Regions from separate parts of the Mus musculus genome. Here region 2 is linked to region 1. The links are chromatin loops, found by intact Hi-C in ENCODE. Cell type or tissue: heart. All regions are shown on one strand.

What was found. Hi-C counts contacts between places; a loop is a spot of excess contacts. Peaks named below come from ENCODE experiments on the same cell type or tissue, not always from the same donor. Only the 100,000 strongest peaks of a DNase experiment are listed, where the experiment ranks them.
Region 2: a loop joins it to region 1, with 2.0 times the contacts of the local background. A loop is called at or near these places in 6 of 42 quality-filtered maps.

Annotation. Positions count from the first base shown.
Region 1 is chr4:140,551,544-140,559,543 of GRCm38, reverse strand. It overlaps Arhgef10l (Rho guanine nucleotide exchange factor (GEF) 10-like), which reads left to right. Exons shown (of 29, transcript NM_001290803.1): 22 at 6,895-7,016. Among named protein-coding and RNA genes, the nearest start is that of Gm42335, 50 kb to the left of the region's middle. In heart, a CTCF peak has its summit at 4,116 (motif pointing left); a DNase peak (open chromatin) is centred at 4,133; H3K27ac peaks cover 169 bases.
Region 2 is chr4:140,619,430-140,627,429 of GRCm38, reverse strand. All of the region lies in intron 1 of Arhgef10l (Rho guanine nucleotide exchange factor (GEF) 10-like), which reads left to right. Among named protein-coding and RNA genes, the nearest start is that of Gm42335, 18 kb to the right of the region's middle. In heart, CTCF peaks have their summits at 3,232 and 7,888; DNase peaks (open chromatin) are centred at 1,261, 1,759, 2,509 and 4,419; H3K4me3 peaks cover 1,693 bases; H3K27ac peaks cover 5,509 bases.

The DNA of each region.
Region 1 (8,000 bases):
ACTGACTGAGCCCGTGGACTGTCTTATCTCCACGCATAGTCACTTCAGCAGCCTTAATAGGAGAGTCGTTTGAAATTATATTTGAATGCTGGGTCCCCTAGGGCTTGAATAACTTGTGCTTTTCATTTGGCTGCTTTTGTTTCTCATCTGCAGTGTCGTGTGTGTGTGTGTGTGTATGTGTGCGTGCGCGTGTGCACGCATGTGTGTACATGTATGTGTGTGCATATGTGTGTGCATGTGTTATGTGTGTATGTATTTGTATATATGTATGTGTGTATATGTATGTGTGCATGTATGTATGTATGTATGTGTATGCATATTGTATGTATGTATACATATGTGTGTGCATGTATGTGTTTGTGTGTGTGCACACATATATATGTGTTTTTATATGTGTGTGTGCACGAGCATGTGTGTGTTTGTGTGTATGTGAGTGTGTATATGTGTGAGTGTATGTATGTGTGTGCAAGCACATATATGTGTGTTTGTGTGTATATGTGTGTGAGCATGCACAAGCATGTGTGTGTTTGTGTGTATGTGTGAGAGTGTGTGTTTGTGTGTGTGTGCACAAGCATGTGTGTGTGTGTATGTGTGAGAGTGTGTGTTTGTGTACAAGCATGTGTGTGTGTGTGTATGTGTGAGTGTATGTGTGTGTGATGTGCAAGGAGCAAGACCATGTTAAAGATGTGCCAGTCCTTTATCGTGTTTAATTTTCTTCTGCATCAGCGAGTCAGGATGGCAGCCCCCCCAAAGACTGAGTGAGGGACAGGAAAGCTTTGGCCTAGAAGGGGATCCTTTCTAAACACTGGCATTACCCTGTGATCCTGGGAAAGGCAGACCTCCTTCCTGAGCCCCAGTTTCCCCATCTGTGACAAGACTGGATCTCTAAGGACCCTTGCTTATTGCAGTACGGTCTCAGGCACACTGGAAGGTTCAGCAGGTGACTGGGCAGGCCTTATACCATGCGACCTGGAGCTAGAAGACACTGGTCCATAGTTCCAAGGCTTCTAGGCTGCTTTGTCCTGCCAGCTGTTAGCACCCAGCTCGGGGGGAATCAGAGAGTAGGGACCATGTGGGTGTTTCAGGCCACAGGGAGTGCAGGGAACTGGGGCGTTGGGTGTGTGTGGCAGCCCTGCACCCAGGAGTTTCAGCCTCCCATGGCAGTGCAGAGCTGGGCCAGACTCTGCCCCACCCATCACAGCTGCTAGCCTCTATACATAGAGGCTTGGTTATGGGTACACACAGAGGGCTCCAGAGAAGGAAGGAAAGGTCGGGGCTCTCAGAATTCTGCTGCCACCCCCCACCCCAGTTCTTAAAACTCTGCTCCCCGACCCTCATATCCCCAGGCCCCAGAACCTTTCCCTGACTGCTCTCCAGAGAAGGCCTGGGTGTGGCAGGCCCTTGTCACACCCACACTAGGAGGAGCCTCAGGGGCTTCAGGCAGGAGGCTGCACACAACCTGGGAGTCTCCCCGTGTCTCCTCTCTGGTGTAGCCTTCAGCTCTCTGTCTTCATGTCTACTCAGTACTGATGCAGGCCTGCAACCTTCGCCCTGGGAAGCCTGACTGTGTCCTAGGTCTAAATCTCATTAACTCTGCAAACCTTCCCTGTGCTAGGACCCCCTAAGCCAATGGTTCTCCTGGGGCCTGGGGATGTGAGTGAGGGTCAGGAGAGTCTTGAGAACTGGGGTGTAGCAGAACTGAGGAGAACCCCAACCTTCCCGGTACCGTGACCCTTCAGTGCAGTTCCTCGGGTTGCGGTGGCCCCTAACCATCAAATCATTTCAGCTGCTTCCCCATAACTATAATTTTGCCACGGTTATGAATCGTAATATAAATATCTTGTCTTCCGTTGGTCTTAGCTGACCCCTGTGAAAAGATCATTCGCTCCTCAAAGGGGTTGAGACCCACAGGTTGAGAACCACTGCTCTAAGCTTTTCCTGAATATGGTGGCCCTCTTCTCTGGGAAGGGGTACGAAGCCCTACACTCCAACTGGGAAGCTGTGGCCTTCAGCTGGCTTCCATGGATAGCATTGAGCGTTTCAGGGTGGGGTGGCTTAGGGGAAGGATGCTTGGCCTGGTGACTGGCTGTGACTGGTGACATCTCCCTGACTGGCTGTGACTGGTGGCTGTGACTGGTAGCATCTCCCTGACTGGCTGTGACTAGTAGTGTCTCCCTGTATCAGGCCGGCTGATGAGGAGGCCCTGAAGATGGCCGCGGATGTGGGAATTTTGAGACCAGAGGTCCGTGATGGTGAGGACCTCACCCTGGAGGCCGAGCACACAGCAGGGCTAGAGGTGGCTCAGCCTCTCCTCAAATTGTTAAGACCTCACTGATGGTCTTTCTAGGCTCCCCCCAACAACTCCAAATGACTGGAATTTGGTCCCCTGATTTCTAGATGGGGCAACAAGCTCATTGTCACACAGTGTGTTGAAGGCTGGGGTAGGTGGTGCCTAGGGTGCTTCTAGTAGGTTTGAGGAGATGCTTCCTAGGCTGGGGGAGGGGGTAAGGGGGGAGGGGGAAGGCTTCCATCCCTAGAGCTCCCTCCTGTGCCACAATGGCTCTTGAGTACCATGAGCGTTGCCAAACACGGCCCTAAATAAGCCTCCACTTAGTGTCAGTCGAAATCACCACTGTGCCGTTGGTGCGTCACCTGAATGTCACCTACCCCAGGTAGACTTTCCATGTTCAGTGGCCACAGCCTCCTCATCGGGTCTCAGCCGCTCTGGTTTTGTGACAGGGACAATGGCAGCGACAGATGGGGAGCCCACAACTCCATTTTCATTTAGCAATCTCAGTTGCACACAAGAAAGGCACCATCTGGAGGGAGAAGGTCAGATCGTTAAAAATATATATGGTGATGAAATGCCAGGGTCTGATAGGCTGGGGGGGAACAGGGGGACAGAGGGAGGAGCTGGGGGGAGCTGTGGGGGTGGGTGCTGTGCGTTCACCTATCTGGCTGTCAGGTGGGTGAGCGTCACAGGTCTCCTGCGTGGCATGGTGACTTTGGCTGTGAGTGTTCCCTGGGCAGGGATAGCATCTTAAATTGGGTTGTGTTTATTTACTGCTGGGCCTTAACTGAGAGGTAGCAGGGCAGGCCTTTTCCCACCGTGGCCTGAGCGTACTGTGCATCCAGCCCAATGGCTTACTTTCTTTACTGCGGTTCCCCGATGGGGCGACTTGTATGCATGTGCGGAAGTCGTGCTTGGCCTGACACATCTCTCACATGCTGGCTTTTTCCCCTCTTTCCCGTGACAGGGATATAGGTTTTATGGGACAGTTTCCAGGGCCCAGAGTGTGAAGGGCCACTTCTGGGGCCCATTAGGAAATGCTGTCACTGCTGAGGGCTTCAGACAGGGATGGGAGCCATCGGGGTCCCCGGCCAGCCTTTGTGCATTATAGGGAGCCTACAGCTTCTCCAGTGTGGTGGTCACCCATGTGACCACTCCAGTCTCTGTGACCCAGCTGGCGTTTGGGCTGGGTCTCTCTCAGGAGTGGTTCATCATTACACAGGCCAGCCTTTCTCTTTGGCCTTTCGTAAAAGCTGCTACTGTTGTGTTTGCATAGAAAGCACATGGATAGATAGTTTTGGCCTCCATGGACCAGCGGCACGGTAGAGAGCCTCCTGCTTCCACATCGCATGCACACCAGAATGGAGAAGCCCGTGGAGGAGCAGAGCCAACCCCGTTCCTTCAGTTATAATGCCTTGTGCCTCATAGGCTCATCTGAAGGGAAAACCACATTTAACCTCTAACCTCCCACACAGCACAGCTTAGCCCAGCCGACCTTTAGCACGTCCGGGTCATTTCCATTAGCCCAGGATCGAAGTGTGTGCTTAATCAAGTGTGTGTAGGCCATGTATATAAATAGCTGGGATAGAGCTCGGCTGTAATGCTTGCCTGGGCATGCCCAATATCCCGGGTGCCATCTTTAGAAATGAGGACAAACCAAGTTTGGATGCATGGACACACGTACATACATGCACGCATGGGAACCATACACAGGTGGGGGTTGGGAAATGTGACAAGATCCAAAAAGGCAACCTCCAGAAATGCCTGGTGTGCTGAGGTGGGTGACCTGGGGCTGGCTGTCTAGCATCTTGAGAGATGGCGCCACCTAGTGCCAGTCCAGGGAAGATCAATGCTCAGAATCCAAGGCTAGTCTCCGGCTTTCTCACCATGGCAAAGTGGATGGACTTAAATTGAGTCGCCCCAATCTGGAGACACTTGCAGTAATGAGGGATGTGACAGTTCTGGTGGGTTGGGACTGTTGAGAAGGGAGAATGGGGATGTGGTTAGGAGAGGAGCCCCCTGCAGAACGGGCTGGGGTAGCAGGGCAGCGTTCCCCGTAAAGGGACATCAAGAGCTGCGTGCTGAAACTGCTGACAATTGTGGAGCCTGGTGATCAGGAGATGCGGCTGGGAGGGAGGGTGGTCCTTGTGGCTCTTCTAGAAGAGTCTAGGGCTTACTCCAAGCCAACCAGGACACCACTGGTATTTTCAAATAGGGAGCAATGGGGTTCTGTGGAGGACTGGCTCTGGAGGCTGGGTGGAGGGCCGGTCACACATCCAAAAGAAGTGTGCCTTCCTGTTTTCCACCAAGGAGGAGTGTGGGCCTTAGGGAGGCTGTTGTCCCAACAGTTGATGACCTCTTCATGACCCCAGAGTTGTAGGCTCCCTGAAGGTTGGCATCTTCGGACAGAGCTAGCATTGGTCTGTGACAGCACACTGGGACTCAGAGTGGCCTTGTTAGAGTAGGCGTGGCCTTATTGAAGTAGGTGTGGCCTTGTTAGAGCAGGCGAGGTCTTGTTGGAGTAAGTGTGTCCCTGTAGGTGTGGCCGTATTGAGGGGTGTGTGGCCATGTTGGAGGGGTGTGGCCTTGTGTTCTTGTAGATTTAGTGTGAAGAACTTGGTTATTGGAGCCTAGAAGCCCCAAGTCCCCATGTGGGTCCTGCCTCATGCCAGTCAGGACCTAGTTTTGCTTCCTAGTCCCTCAGTGTCACCTCTATGGTGATGAGCACTTTATCCACATTTTATTACTGTGAATGCTGGCCAGGTTTTTTGTTTTTGTTTTTAGGGGGGATCATAGGTTTAGGGGTACATTCCACCATGGAAGGAAAGGAAGGCGTGAAGGCAGGGCCTTGAGGCAGCCGGTCACATCACATCTGCAGCCAGGAAGCATAGAGAGGTGGATGCTGGAGCTCAGCTCACTGTCTCCTTTCTGTTCAGCCCAGGACCCCAGCCTAGGGGATGGTGCCGCCCACGTTCAGGGTGGGCCTTCCCTCCTCAGTTAACCCAGGCTAGAAACTCCCTCACAGATTTGTCTCCATGGTGATTTAAGAGACTGTTAAGTTGCACTCGGTGTTAACCATCACACCTTGGTGCTTCCTGATACAGGGGCACACACACACACACACACACACACACACACACACACACACACGTGTCACACTGGCTGCTGTGGTCTGGTGTATAAGAAAGGAAGGCTTCTTAGTAGGCAGAATTTCTGGGGCTGATATTAGTTTCTTTCTGCCCCTTCCTCTCATTCATTCATGAAAATATTAAAATTTTTTTATGTATATTAGTATTTGTCTGCGTGAAATGTCTGTTCATGTTTGTGCCTTGTTTGGATCCCTTGGGCCTGGAGTTATAGACAGTTGTGAGCCATCTGTGGGTCCTGAGAATCAAACCTGGGTCCTCTGGAAGAGCAGCCAGGGCTCTCAGACTCTGAGCCATCTCTCCAGTCCCCTTGCCATTCATTCTTTGAGCCTGTGTGTTCTGAACTCTTAGTCTATGCCGGACGCTGCTGCAGGGTTAGTGGTGTATGTCGTAACCCAGACCCCGGCTCACAGCTTACGACCGAAGGACCTGTGGTGACAAGTCACAACTGTGTCTGTAGCTGACACTGATTCAGACGGGCATACAGACACCAAGGGAAACAGGACAGGCTTCGGTGACATTCAGAGGGGCTGTCATAGCCAGAGTGGTCGGGAAGGGCGTCTCAGAGGAGGCTGCCTTTGAGCAGAGCCTCCCCATCAAATGAGAAAGCACTGTCTGCTGGTGTGGATCTGCCCGTACCAGCAACTGTTAAGTCCAAAGCCACAGCGTCTGACTCAGTTCTTGGACACAGGAACCTTTGCTTAGCCTTCTCCAAAGGCTCCCATTCCACTCAGTGGACAGGTCTCACCTGGTCCAGTCCCGGCCTGGAACTCGCTGTGGAGCTGAGGGTGACCTTGAACTTCTGATGCTCCTGCCTCCACTTCTGAGGGCTGGACTATGGGTGTGTGCACCACACCTGATTCGTTCCATGCTGGGGATAGAACCCAGGAACTCTTGCATGCTAGGCAAATGCTCCATAGATGGAGCCACAACATACATCTAGATCTAGCCTTAAATCTCATCCCCACCCCGCTCACGGCTAGACCAGATGGCCATTGAGCCCCTAAGGTCTGTCTGTCTATACCTGCTGTCACCGGGGTTACAGGTACTCACTATCACAGGGGTGCTGAAGATTTGAACTCAGCCCCTCATGCTTGCACAGTGAGCGCTTTACCTACTGACCGTCTCCCCAGCCCACTCACCCTTTCACTGGCAAAGGAATTGAGACTCAGGGGGTTGGAATGTCTGCACAGGTTGATCCATGGTAGGGTCAGGCTGGGACTCTGCCCTTGGGTTTCCCAGATCCTCTGCCCGTGGTCCATAGACCAGTTCATAGCCCGATGCTCAGCTTCATTTCCGACCAAGCAGCATGTGGGGTGGGGGACTGATCAGAGCAATGAGGTCACTGTGGGACCTAGCCTGCTGGGGTCTGCGATGACTCCCAGGGCTGAGGGCCAGTCGCTATTGCTAGGGCTCACACCCTGACTAGTTTCATATACCCATTTCCTCTTGCTGCAGGGGAGGAGAACCAGCCAGGATGGCTGTGTCCCGATGAGGACAAGAAAAGCAAAGCCCCGTTCTGGTGCCCCATCCTGGCCTGCTGCGTCCCCGCTTTCTCCTCCCGGACCCTCAGTCTGCAGGTGAGTGGACCCGGCGTGTGGTAGCTGTGGAGGCCCTGCCTAGCCTGGGAGAACCAGTGTCTAGGTAGAGTTGTCACAGCTGGAAAGGCATGCCCAGTGTCTCAGTCCAGCTTAGAGACCCAGGGGGCCAAGCCATTTGTTCTTGTTCTGTGAGCTAGCTTTTCCGCGGAACGAACGAGGTCTGTGTGAGAATGACCAGCATGGGTCACGGGGTGGAAAATTCCATTATTTTGTGATAGTGGATACTAGCAACCTCATCTGTTGAAGTCTTGACTTTGGACTGTGCCCGACGCCACCAGGCCAAAGGGCTGCTTTGGTGGGACTGCCCTCATCCTGGCATGCTCTGTGACACTCATACCCTCTTACTTGCCCACTGCATTCTTTTCGTGTTAGCTTTACTTCTTATAATAGTGGTTAGAACGGCATTTCACAGGAGACGAAGGCCCAGCCAAAATGACAGTCAGTAAGGGGTTGGTTTCACCTGATGACAGTCTCCATGGTATTAACCACCAGGAAGCTCGCCCCCACAGCCGTCACTTGTCCCTTATGTCCTGGCAGAGCCCGCCCCTCCATCTGGAGCAACCGTTGTCTATCCTCTCCCAAGCAGATGAGGACCCTGAGCTCTGGGACGGGCGAGCGAGCGTGGGACCCAGCACAGATAAATAGTCGCAGGAGCCGTGCGGGCTGGGCTGTAGACTGGGGCGCTAAGAGCTGACAGAGCACCTTGGCGATGTAAGTTCATCGTTCATTCCTCCATTCATCTGTCTGTTCACGGGTCATCCCTGAGCACCTATTGAATGCTAGAACTGGGTGTGCAGTGGTGACCGGGACGTACGAGGTCCCCGCCTCATGCGGCCTTCAGTCTAGTGGACAAAGACAGGCAGGACCTCAGCACGCAGAAGGGAATCGAGGGGAATATAGAGAAGAGACACAGTAGGCATGGGGGAAATGGGGGCTATACAGTTAGCAAGTTCAGGGAGGCCC
Region 2 (8,000 bases), 68 kb before region 1:
GAGAAACCCTGTCTCAAAAAAACAAACGAAATGAAACGAAACAAGACAAGACAAGACAAGACAAGACAAGACAAGACAAGACAAGACAAAACAAGGTCTGATAAGTAGCCCTGGCTGGCCTGTAACTTTCAAGGTATACCTACCGGTCTAGCTTCCAATTCATGGTGACCCTGTCCCTGCCTCCTAAGTGCTGGGTTACAGGCTGGAATCACCCTGCCTGGCATGTCTCTGTGTTTTTAAGGTGGGCAGTCACATAGCCGTGAAGGTGAGCTAAGATGTGTGCTGCTGACCTCAGCATTGACCCAGGGAGAGGCTCTGCTCCAGACTACACAGTCTTCCTTCGGCACCTCAAGTTTTACCTCACTCTGGTATCACGCACTGTCCATCAACATGCATTGTCACATGCTGTGAAGGCAATGACAGGCCAGGCAGGTGCTGCTGCTGAAGAGGCCCTCAGGGTTTCATTCGTGTGTGTGTGTGTGTGTGTGTGTGTGTGTGTTTGTGTGTGTGTGTGTGTGTATGTGTGTGTTGTGGTGTGTATGGTATGTGTGTAATATGTGTGTATGAGGTGTGGTGTGATTGTGCATATGTGGTGTGTATATGGTGTGTGTATGGTGTATGTGATATGTGTGTGGTGTATGTGGTATGTATGTGTATGATTGTGTGTGGTGTGTGTGTGGTGTATGTATGGTATGTGTGGTATAGTATATGTGTGTGGTGTGTATGGTGTGTATGTGTGTGGTGTGTATGTATGGTGTGTGTGGTATGTGTATATGTTTCATGTGTGTGGTGTATGTGTGTATGTGTGATGTGTGGTGTGTTTAAGGTCAGAGGACAACTTTGGGAGCTCACTTTTCTCCTTTTACCTTCTTGAGACAGGGTCTTTTCTACCTGCGGTAGCTCTGCACACCGCAGCATAACTGGTGCATTGGCTTCTGTGCGATTCTCCTGTCCCTGCCTCTGTCTTGCTGCGATCACAGGGGTGTGTTGCTGCATTGACTGTGTGCCTTCCAGGGACTGACCGGAGGCTGTCGGGCCTGCAGGGCCAGCACTGTCACCTACTGAACCCTAGCACATTCCTGACCTGAATTCTTAGCCTGCAGACATCTCTGCATGATCCGCCTGATCTGGAGGACTGGAGGTCACAGGGAGGGGCCTCAGAGAGGGTTACCTTGTACTAGGTCACACTGTAGCCCTTGCTGCCCTGCTGGATAGGGTGCCATTGGACTATGGTGGGAAGCTCTGTGGGCATGGAGGGAGGTGATGGTGTGCAGCTTAGCGCCCACCTGAGTGTGTGCTGAGCCCGAAGCAGTGTGGCCTCTTAGTGTGAGATCCCTTGGTGAGCTCTGGTCAGGTCCCAGGCCAAGTTCATCCCTCACCCCAACCATGGGAGCCTCAGGTGCTCAGCGTGCACGCACCCACTTCACTCACGCAGGGGAGTTAGCTCAGCTTGGACACAGTGAGCTCCAAGGATCCTCTGCCCCAGAGCGCTCCATACAGCATCTTCTTGGAGGTGGGTTGCAATACCCATCTATCCTGTCCAGGGACCCACCTGTCAGAATGGGCAGGGTCATTCCTACCATGATGTAGGGCCTGTACCTGCACCCAGTGCCTGCCACCTGAGGACTGGTAGCTGGGTTCCTCTGGCAGCCAGGCTAGCAGGAAGTGGGCACTGTGCTCATGAAAGTGCTTACTGAATGGCATAGGGGTGAGAGATTTGGGATGCAAGGAAAGAGGGGTGAGATTAACCCTGTGGAGGTCAGGGCATGTGAATTGGAGTCCTGGGGACATGGCCAACATGTGTTGAGGCCACACATGGACTTTGGATGCTTCTGACATTTGAGGCTGGATGTCATGGGACTTGTGTCTGTGCATCTCCCACCGTATCCCAGAGTCCCCTTAAGATGCCCTCCGTTGATCCCTTGGCTCTAGCCCACCACCCTTCCCCTGCCTGTCTGGACCATTGTCCCCATCTCAAGCTCCCAATGATGCTAACTCAGTCACTTCATTATGCCACGACTTCCCTGCTCTCAGAAATAAGGGTGGCAGAACTCCCTCTTAGCCTGGCACTTGTCCCCTGGGAAGTGGCTTCCTTTTCCAGGTAGGGAAGCTGACTTGGCCCAAGGCAGTGATGGGGACAAGCCTATGTCTCAAGGTCACTCATCTCTGCTCTCTGGGTCACAGTTTGGGATGTGTCTGGGAGTCCAGGATCCCCAGAGAAGAAGCTGGAACAGTATAGCTGCTGGACTGGAGGAGGCTTTCATACGCACTCCAGCCTGGCTGGACCCTGGGGACAGCAGGGTTAATGTGTCTGGGACTGGGAGGGGGAGGGAGTCTGAGTCTGGTGACAGCCAGCTTCTTCTCCAGCCAGCAGCTTCTCCAAAGGGCTCTGGTTTCCAGGGCAACAGACCCCAGAGTCCCCTCTGGCCTGCCTGTGGGGTGGCTCCTTCCCACAGAGGCCCAGGGGGCGGTGCCCCTCACCCTTCCTTCATTGACCAGGGGCTGGCCTAGGAGCTCGTTTGGGGTGGGTCGGGCACCTACCCTGAGCTGGGGACAAGGGATCCTTTGTTCCTAGGTAGCCTCCATTGACCAAGCCTCGCCCACTCCAGGGAGGAGAGATTCCCTCCCTGTTCCCTGCAAAGAAAGGAAGTTTAAGAAGAGACAGGGGCCTGAATGACCCAATGTCTAGGGGCTCAGTGTCTGCAGGCTCAGAGGGGAGGAGCCAGAGCCCTCCGCTGTCTCTTTGGTTTACTCTGCCGCCTGGAGCTCGCTCGCTCTCTCTCTCTCTCTCTCTCTCTCTCTCTCTCTCTCTCTCTCTCTCTCTCTCTCTCTCTCTCTCCAGCACGTCCCTTCCTCCAGAGGCAGCAGCTGAGGGACAGCCCTGCCTTCTCTTCCTGTGCCTCCAAGCTCAGTGGCCTGAAGACCTCAGGGACGTCCCTCGCTCCTCTCAGTCTGGTTCTGGGAAGGAAGGAATTCAGATAGCGACTGGCGACTTTGGGATTGGCTTCCTTTCTGCCCCTTGGCTGGTCCTGAGCTGTAAGAGCCACCTGTGAAACAAAATCTCCCCGTTAGGGCATTTATGAAGAACTGAAGTGGTCCCCCCCCCCCCACTGCCATCCCAATCCTCTTACGCTGAGGCCAGGTCCAGACCGTGATCACTCAAGTGCCTCTTGATTGCTCTCTGCCCAGTTTCTTCGTGAGCCATCCCTGCGTGGACTCTCCACCAGGCGGCCCTTGGTGCCGAGGAATTCCAAGGGCTGGACTTTGCAAGGTAGCCCTGGTGCCCCTTCCCGGCTGGGACTCAGGCCCATTTCCTGCATGGAACCCTTGGGGCAGAGTCCCTGTGAAAGGATTTTAGTGCATGCTTCCCTCCTTCTACCTGAAGCCTGTCCCTACAGCTGCCCCAGCTCTGTGCCCTTACCCCCAAGCGGGGACATGCTCTGTATTTAGTTGGGCAGCTGTTAGGCACTTGCTCTAGGCCACACTCTGACCACCCTTCCTGGAGATGAAGTGCAGCCAGTGTGTCCCAGAGCTTCTGGTCTAGTGAGCAAGACCCCTGTAATAGGGGCTGTGTCACCAACCTTGTGTGTGTCCTGTGCTGTTTCGAAAATAACCTCTTGGCTTAGGAGTGGCCACACCCCAAGTCAGAACCTCCATGTGTCTTTTTTAGAAAGCTCCGCAGCCAGGGCCCAGAAGCTACTATGTGAATCAAAGGAAGGGTCTCAATGGAGAAAGTGGGAGTGGGGTTTTGAAGGTTTAGTAGGAGTTTGCCGATTGAGAGAGGATTCCATCTGGAGAGAACAAACCATCTGAACCAAGGCCCAGAGGTCTGAATCGGGTCCCTGCTGTCACGGGCAGCGGAATTCCAGGACAGGCCAAGAGCCACTGAGACCTGAGACTGGAGGGGACAGGTAAGGGCTAATGTGGGAGGGCCTTGTTTAGGGCCTGGATGAGGAAGCAGCTGACCAGCGTTGTCAAGCTGTGGGAGAGTCACTGGGGTTCCTGAGGTGGGAGACCAGTTAGCCAAGTACCTATCTGATGAGAGCTGGAAGCTAGAGACACTTGAGGACAGTGGCCCCAGCCCTAGCTCCTTGCTACCCGCCCTTCCGGTCTCCACCTCCACTGGCTTTGTTGTTTGTTTGTTTGTTTTTCTGGCATCCAGAAGCCAGGCTTTGTTGTTTGTTTGTTTGTTTGTTTGTTTTTCTGGCACCCAGAAGCCAGACACGCTTGCTGCCTCTGAGGCTGGAGTTCCTCAGCCTGGTGGCTGGGCCACAGCCTGCTTCCTGTGTCATTTAAGGGTGGCCAGAAGCTGTCTGGTGTAGTCAGTGCAGCTGGACTCTGCCCCCTCCCCTCCCTAGGACCACCCCCCACTGTTGTCAGTGTCTGGCTTCACTCCCAGTCCTTCCTGAAGTCTGAGTCCCCCAGGGAGTGTTTCCTGGGGTGCACGAGGGAGGAAGTGGGATGAGAACCGCTCAGAGAGTTCCTCACATATAGGCCAGTGCCTAGGAACTGAGTTTAACTCGTGAGACCTGCCACTACCACCACCAACCTGTATTTAGGGTTCAAATCCAGAGGGAGGGGAAACCCCAGGGAAACCCACAGGCCAGCTGACTGAGTTACTAGCTGGGAGGGAAGACATGTCAAAGTGAGCCTCTGTGAGGCTGCTGGATGCTTCCTCTCTGGGGTCTGACGGTCACTGAACTCCACACGGCCTATATACACCATAGGCCTATACGCTCCCCCCACCCTGAGCCCAGGCTTTCTGCCTTGTACCCTGCGGGTCACCCCAAAGAACAGTGTGATGTGAAAAGGAGCAGCTCTGGGGTCCACCTGCCTGTCAGGCTTATTTTTAAAAGATGTCCACAAGAGGAGCAAATCTATAATCATACAACCAGAATGTCACGTGGTCAGTATTTTGATTTTAATGGTGGCCATGCTGGCTATGGGGCTGTTCCTTGTCCAATTCTTCTTCTTACTTAGATTAGGACCTCTTTCTGCTCCGGAAAGGTGTTCCCTGCTTTGGGTAGCACGGCCAGAACTGGGATTTATGCTCAGGAATACCTAGATTTAGATTTCTGCTTTGAGCCATGGCCTTTACAGTCACTGCCTGGCTTATGCTGTGCCCACAGGGGAAGGTCCGTCCCTTTCCTTGGACTTGGTTTCCACAGCTGGTTAGCAGCAGCGCCACATTGGAGTCCATTTCTAATTCTGAGGATGTGCTGAGGGTCTTGGCAGGCGAATGTAGGAGGATTGGAATTTTAAGGTCATCCTAAGCTACATAGTAAATTTGAGGCCAACCTGGGCTACATAGGATTCCGTCTTAAGTAGTAACAAGAAGAAAATGGCAGTAGATTGGCTGAGGGTGTGTTCTGTGATCCTGTAGTCCTGAGCCTGGGTTCCAACCTTAGTGTCAGAAAGAAAGTGGATGGTTTTCACTGTGTGGCTGCTTTTTCTCTTTTCTTTTCTTTCCTCCAAGGCCCCTCTCTTTCTTTTTCCCTTTTGTTTTTTCGAGACAGGGTTTCTCTGTGTAGCCCTGGCTGTCCTAGAACTCACTCTGTAGACCAGGCTGGCCTTGAACTCACAGATCTACCTCCCTCTTCCTCCTTAGTTCTGGGATTAAAGGTGTGCAACACCACCACCCAGCTTCTTTGTCGTTCCCTCCCCAGTGCTCACTGCACAGGGGCTGAGGGGAGGAAGAACTCCCTGCCGTATTCACTGGCCCATCACGGTTTTATCCTGGCTCTGCCCTCCTGGCACTGCTCTTGCAAAATATAGCCAGGGGTGCTGAGGACAGGGCTCCGTACACAGTGCTTGCCAGACTTGCACAAAGCCCTGGGCTCAGCCTTCAGCATCGCATAAACTGGTCATTACAGTGCACATCTGTGATCCCAGCCCTCGGGAGGTGAGTGTGGAAGGGTCAGAAGCTCCGAGTCAGCCTCAGCTACACAGCTTGAGGGCTAGCCTGGTCTAGCTGTAAGAGACCTTGTCTCTAAACAAACCACCAAGCAAAAAAATCAAAAAGAAGGAGGAGGAGGAGAAGAGAAGAAGAAGAAAAAGAAGGAGGAGGAGGAGGAAGAGGAAGAGGTATAGGAGGAGGAGGAGAAAAAGAAGAGAGGAAAAGAAATGTAGAAAGGTTCTGGAATGGCTGGCCTCTGTCCTTGCCTAGCTACTTTAAGATGCTATGTCTTCCCCTTCAAGAGAGCCGGCCACAGGGAAAGCCTAGCTTGGCCCTGTCTCACAGCACAATCACCTGGGCTCCAGCTCCCATCTAGGAAGCTTCCAGAGCCTGTATAGCTCAGGAAAATACAGAGGATCTACGTCCTAGATCCTTATCTCTAGATGTAGACACCAGGGCTGGGCAGTGGTCACATGGGACTCTAGCCTGGGCCCCAACTCCAAAACAAACTGGTCGTCACAGCCTGTGCTTTATGTCTTAGCAAATAGAAGACTTACTGGCAGAGAGCATTGTCCCTGAGTCCCCTTTGGAAGTTGTATCTGTGTCCTCTGTATTTCTTGTTGCCCACGGCACGGGGGCCTGTAGAGGCACCGTGGGTAGCTGTGAGCCCATCCCCTCACTTCCCCCACATCCTTCAGAGACTAGTAGCTTTGCGCAGAGTGGCAGCCACAAGCCCGTGAGTGTGAATATGGCTCACTAGCATATGTCCTTGCTTGGAGGAGGTTCCAGCTCTACCTCCCTTTTAGCCTGGATCACGTGCCTCCAAAGTCCAACTCTTAAGTCCAGGGGGGCAGTGTAGCCAGAGTGTTGAGCAGAGTTCCTGGGATCAGAGTCCTGTGCTGTGTCCTGCTCTGTCAGCTGCCCACCTTGGTTGTGTGTTGTGACCTGGGGCAAACCTTAACGTCTCTGGCCTCAGTTTCCTTCTCTCTAAATGATGGGGTGATGTGAGCATAGATGGCAAACATGGAGGAAGTTTCTTGTTCCGTAAGTACTGTCGCATGCTTTCTTGTCTCAGAGAAACCTTAGGCTCTGAAGGAGGAGCAGGAGAGGGGAGGGCATGGGACTTCTCAGCCTGGCGGGGAAGGGCTCTGAATGTCATTGTTATCACGCCATCTTTGTGAGGCTGGGTGATGGTGCCTCCATTTTTCCTTCTTGCAATGGGCATTTGTTTTCTTGCCTTTGGGTCCTAGCGCTCGCTCCTGAGGAAGATCTGAGGGCTTGAGCCCACTGAAAGGAGCCCTGCAGGACAGCTTCAGTTTGCAAATGGAGTAACATTACCCCTTTCCTGAGAATTTATCTTTGTCGACTTGTTGTTTTAGGGGTGAACCCTGATGGTTTGTGAATTCACCTCCAGAAGGCCCAGGTGGGGGTGGGGCAGGGAAGCCGAATGCCCACTGCTGTCATATTCAAAACAGCAAGGGACCAGGGCAGCCTCTGCCTGTATAGCCAAGGCCTGATGGCTTGAGAGTGAATTGTGGTATTGTCTAAGGCAAGGACAACGCTGCTATGTGCTGCTTGAGAAGGGAGGTCGGGCTAGGAAATGGCCCAGTGTGTCAGAGTGCTTGCTGTGTGATCACAAGGACCTGAGTTCAAATCCCCAGCATGCAAGAAGCTAGATGTGGCCACAACCATGCCTATAACTCTAGCTCTGTGTGTGTGAGTGGGTAGAGCAGTGAGGTGGGGTGGGGTGGGAGGGTAGAGACAAGAGGATTGCTGGGCACACAGATATACACATATGCACATACATATTCACACACATAATTAAAGATAATATGTTTAAGGTGAGGTTGAGCTGAGGCTGTAGGTCAATAGCAGAGTGCTTATCTGACACACACACAAGCCTTTGGGTTCTAACCCAGTGCCAGAAAGCAAATAAAATCCCATTTCTGGGCTGGTGAGATGGCTCAGTGGGTAAGAGCACCCGACTGCTCTTCTGAAGGTCCGGAGTTCAAATCCCAGCAACCACATGGTGGCTCACAACCATCTGTAACAAGATCTGACGCCCTCTTCTGGAGTGTCTGAAGACAGCTACAGTGTACTTACA